Linked DNA regions of Mus musculus: region 1 is linked to region 2. Evidence: chromatin loops called from intact Hi-C (ENCODE). Cell type or tissue: heart. All regions are shown on one strand.

The links. A loop is a pair of places that touch in the nucleus more often than their neighbours do. Peaks named below come from ENCODE experiments on the same cell type or tissue, not always from the same donor. Only the 100,000 strongest peaks of a DNase experiment are listed, where the experiment ranks them.
Region 1: a loop joins it to region 2, with 2.3 times the contacts of the local background. A loop is called at or near these places in 2 of 42 quality-filtered maps.

Annotation. Positions count from the first base shown.
Region 1 is chr5:97,328,857-97,331,356 of GRCm38, reverse strand. The region is part of intron 1 of Gm33969 (a long non-coding RNA gene); the gene reads right to left. Among named protein-coding and RNA genes, the nearest start is that of Gm33969, 4.2 kb to the right of the region's middle. In heart, a CTCF peak has its summit at 1,137 (motif pointing left); no DNase peak of the experiment used is centred here.
Region 2 is chr5:98,184,409-98,186,908 of GRCm38, reverse strand. Prdm8 (PR domain containing 8) reads right to left here. Exons shown (of 4, transcript NM_029947.2): 3 at 2,220-2,448; 4 at 1-1,885. The coding sequence ends at 267. It overlaps A730035I17Rik (RIKEN cDNA A730035I17 gene), which reads left to right and starts at 925. Exons shown (of 3, transcript NR_153823.1): 1 at 925-1,865; 2 at 2,141-2,191. In heart, a CTCF peak has its summit at 1,472 (motif pointing left); DNase peaks (open chromatin) are centred at 788 and 1,558; H3K4me3 peaks cover 1,978 bases; H3K27ac peaks cover 682 bases; H3K27me3 peaks cover 2,500 bases.

The sequences.
Region 1 (2,500 bases), 860 kb after region 2:
GAAATGGAAAAATACAATAATTAGTGCAGGGAAAGTATGATTTAAGGATTACAGACAGAACAAACTATGGCTCACTAAGGAGCATATGTAATACTAGGTGGAGAAAGAATACTCAGTAAAGAAATACAGTTGGGTAGAGGTCCTCTCTCTGAGTCTGGGATTCAGACTTCACTAGAGAAAGGAATAGAACTTATTGTCGAGCAAAGAGATCTAATGGCTTCCCCAGGCCAAACTAATGGAAGGTTATTGCATAATCAAAAACTCCTCCAGAGTACAGAGCTAAAACTGGTAAAAGACTTTGCAGTCCAAACTGGAATACCATTCCATGGTGCCAGTGGTCTGAGACCAGCAGATAGGTGGCCACAGTGGAGAGGAATAAAAAGAAATTCCTGGGGTTGGGTCCCTTTGAGTTTTTCCCCCTTCCATGTTAGCGTGTCATCACTGTTTGAGGCTTGTTTAGGCAACAATGTCAAACCGTAGACACCTGGGGAAAACTGAGAGTGGAGACATGGTCTTCCACAGGGAAGAGCCCTGGTTCGGTTATCTGAGATCATATGCCTACGGATAACATTTTATGTACTGAAAAGGGTGTGTTTATGTATTTAGGAGAGAGAGAGAGAGAGAGAGAGAGAGAGAGAGAGAGAGAGAGAGAGAGAGAGAGAGAGAGAGAGAGAGAGAGAGAGAGAGACTGTGTCTGCATAACAATAATTAAAGAAAAAGAGGCCATGAATTTGAGAGCAAGCAAAGGGGGTGGAGTGAGGAAAGAGAAAAGAAGAAATATAATTATGTTATTATTTCAAAAGAAATGAGTGTTAAAAAACTAAAATAACTAAAAGTCTCTTAAAATGCACAGAATTAAATAGTAAAACATTAAAAGCAAGAAAAATTCTCCTTAAGGGATGAGGCCACAACTGTAAAGATATAGTGATTACAAAACATCTTAGGGATCTGCTCACAGGAGTGCCAGTAATACTTGACAGGAAGCCATTCCCAGGATTGCCACTGGAGCCCAATGGATGCATGTACCATTAGATGTCTTCCATATGTGCTATTGGCAACCCTTCATCAGCACTGAGGAGAAGCATCTGGAAGCACATTGGAACTGTGAAGAAAAGCCCTCGTTATCCTCAATGTTCCTATAGTGACCCCTACTGATACAGAAAAACATTATGTCAACTGCAAAGGAAGTGTTGAGGGCCCTGTCTCCCCCAGTACACAGTGTGTAATAACACATGGATTAAGAGCAGAGGAGCCAAAATGTTTCCATATTAACCCTTCTCACACATATGATCTTTCCTACCATAATAAGAATGACTTTAAACATATACTTCCAAAAAAAAAAAAAATACATAGCTATCCTACTTGAAAGTATCAAAATTCTTACCCCATTCCCAAAGCAGATTGCATTCCTGAAGTCATGAATTTGCTGCAGGCTATGCTAACTGTTCTTCAAATCCTGTCACAATTCCATAGAATACCAAAAGGCTAAGTTATGAGGGTAACTGCCACCAATGAGTACCAACAGGTAGAGGTAAAAATGAAGGAAAATAATGAATGGTTGCTATATGGCAAGGCTTCAAACTGAATAGTTGGAATATACATGATGGCTCTTGCTTCTTCATTTGGTCACTATATACATAGATGACTTCCTGTTTCTGATATCACTGGTTTATTTGCCTGGCTGATAGCCAGGATCTCTGCTAGTTGATTCTTCACCTGGTAGAGTAATCCAAATTCTCATTTCCAAAAGATCTTGTCTTCAGTCAGGCTGCCCTTGTTGCTGTTGCCATAGCTGCAGTTTTTCTGATGATTTATCTATTAGGCAGGAAAGTATTAAGAGGCATCTTGGAGAATCCACCCGAGCCTCACTGCTGGCTTCTCTTTCATCACCAGGCAGTCATGTCAACCAGATCCTCAGCTTCTTTCTTTTCTTTTGCATATTTTCCTCCTAGTGACATAAGAACTCCACAGGGGCCAGGTGGGGTCATTGCTGTATACACTGAGGGAGCCATAGGCTCTTGTGTCATCTGCCTTGGTGTCTGAGATCCACAGGAGAGCAGAACTGACTGATCCAGTGACAGGAAACAGGACTCCTGAGATGGGTTCCTATGTGTTATTTTGAGAACTCCTACATTCTAACTCTTAATTCCCAGATGCATATATTCCTAGTAAGCCATATCTCTTTTCAGTTAGAGCAGCTTACTTCTGAGTGGTGAGTAATGTGGGGAGGTTCATTCATCCTATCAATGTGTGCTCATCGATGCCTTTTTTTGCCCTTTCAAACAAGTCTCTTGATCATATATGTGTAGAATAAAATGAGTAAGACAAATAATTCTGTGGCAGAAGAATTGCAGTAAAGATAGGCAATTCTATCTTCAAAATACATCTATTGCAAATCTCCAATTTCTTTAGAATGGAACACATTAAATGCAATTAATTTGCCAGCAAGGTTTGGTTTGTACACCCTGGAGAAAGTGGTTTGCTAAGGACTCCTTGTTTC
Region 2 (2,500 bases):
CCTGTGCATCGTGTGCGTGCGTCCGTGTGTGCGTTCGTGCGTGCGTGTGTGTGTGTGTGTGTGTGTGTGTGTGTGTGTGTGTGTGTGAAATTAAACATTTGGATGATGAGGCTCCTGGCGAGGGGAGGGACCTGTGTGTGCACGTGTTTGGTTGCAGTGTTTGGGGGCATAAGGTAGTGGTGGATGTCATCCTCGCGTGTCTGCTCCTGCAGGTGGCTTGACTGTGCGTGCACACGCGTGGAAAGCCGGAGTCTTTTACGCAACAATTAATTATGCGAGGTCATGTGCCGGGACAGGTGGTGACGCTCCCTGAAGGACTCGTTGCAAATGGGGCACTTGAGTTTCTCCTCCCGCCGCCGCTTCACCAGGGGCTCCATGGCATACTCCTTTTTGTGGTGAGACCGCATATGGTACACCAGGTCGGAGGTCATGCGGAAGGAGGCGTTGCATTTGGCGCACCAGTTCTGCGCGGGCAGACACAGCGAAGTGAAGGAGGGCGGCAGCAGGGTGAGCGCGGAGGGCAGTTGCAGCTGCAGGGGCCCGGCGGCGGCCGCCGCCGCCGCTGCCGCCGCAGCCGAGCTCTTGGGCCAGAAGGCGGTGGCGTAGAGGAAGGGGCTCTGCTTGGGCAAGCCACCGCCACCGCCGCTCGCCAGGGGCCCGCAGGCTCCGTTCAGGTCCGCTGCCCCCTGCAGCTTCACAGCCAGCGGATCGGCGGCGGCCGGGTAGAGTCTGGTGGGACCCACGCCGTCTCCCGGGTGACACGGCTCGAGAGCGCCCAGCTTCTGGCCGAGGACCAACGGGGACAGCTGCGAGAAGGAGCGCGCGGGCTGCGAGAAGGCGCTCTTCCGCTCGTCCGATGCGGCCGTTTGGCCGCCCCCCGAGCCCCCCGCAGTCCCCGCGGTCCCCGCGCCGCCACCGCCGCCCAGCTGCGACACCGAGGTGAAGGCGCTGCCGCGCGCGGGGCTCCCGCCCTCCAGCCGTCCGGGCAGAGAGCCTCCGGGACGCGGAGCCAGCAACTTCTCGGGGGCCCCAGGCGACCCCGCCGCGGGGGTGGACGAGCCGTTGCTGCCGCCGCCGGCGACACCGCCTCCCGCGTCGGGGTCCTCGGCCGTGCCCCCTGCGCCGTCTGTCGCCGCCGCCTCCTCCTGCAAGCCCACCGCGCGGCCCGCCTTCTTCACCTCCACGAAGGCGCTGCGCTTCGCCTCGCCAGTCTCCGGGCTGGGCGGCGCGAAGAGCCGGCCGTTCTCCTCCAGGCCGAAGTAGCTGCCGGCGGCGCGGTACTGCTGCGGCGTGCACACCAACTCCTCCTTGGAGGTCGCCAGCGGCCTCTCGGAGAAGCGCGCACGGCCGCCCGCCAGCCCCGCGCCGCCGCCCTCCGCCGCCGCCTCCTCTGGGAACCGCCTCTTGCCTTTGCAGCCGCCGGTGGCGACGCCGTCGGGACTCAGCTCCGCCTCCTGGTGGCCGCTGCCGCCACTGCCGACGCCCGGGGCCGCTACGCAACTGCTGCTTCCCCGGGAGTTTTCCAGTTCCCGAGCCAAGTTGTGGAAGTCCGTGGACGGCTTGGCGCTGCCGGCACCCGCGGAGCCCGGCGGGTTGCTCGCCTCCGGGGATGACGCGGGGTAGTGGTGTATGGGGCCGGCTTTGCAGAACTTGGGGCCCGGGATCAACGGCGCCTCCTGTTGCTGCTGCTGTTGCTGCTGCTGTTGCTCTTTACCACCGCCGCCGCCGCCGTGGTCCTTAGTGCCCAAGCCGCCCCCTTGCTCGTCTTGGGGATTCGCATCAGTGCTGTGAAGTCTCTTGGGGCAGCGGAATCGCAGATGTGCCACATAGGGGAACTCAAACTGGAAACGTTGGCTGCATTCCAGGCATGTGTAAGGAGACGACCCTGCTTAGTGAGCAAACACACACACACACACACACACACACACACACACACACACACACACACACACCCCACATGGTTAGTTAGCATCGCCCCTAGGCCACTTAGCCATCCTCCCCATAACAAATCCACTTTATCTTTCTGGGCTGAGTGCCCAAAAAAATGAATACACTATCCTATTTGGTGCAACTTACTTTCTTGATTTGTGCATTTACTAAGTCAAACGCTCCCCAACTTTTCCTTCCCCTTCTGTCCTAGTTCCATTCGGGACAACACCTCAGAAGCTTCGTCCACCCTATGATGTGCAAGGTGAGCCCAGGCACCCGAGCCAACCTACCGTTCATTTTGTGAGCTCTAGACGGGCAGAGCAAGAGCAATTCAGTCAGTTCTTTCCCGTACCAAACTAGTAACTCTTCATCTTTGGCAATCCTGCGGAGAGAGCGGTAGAACAGCTGTCCATTTTTTATATAAGCTTCGAGATTCTGTTCTTCCTTATCTCGGGCTGATTGGACCAGCCGCAGCCACATGAGACCTTCTGAGGAACCATTTGCCGCCGAAGTGTCTACCTACAGTATTTAAGAAAGACAAGAAGAGAGGGATCCACGTGAAAGACGGCAA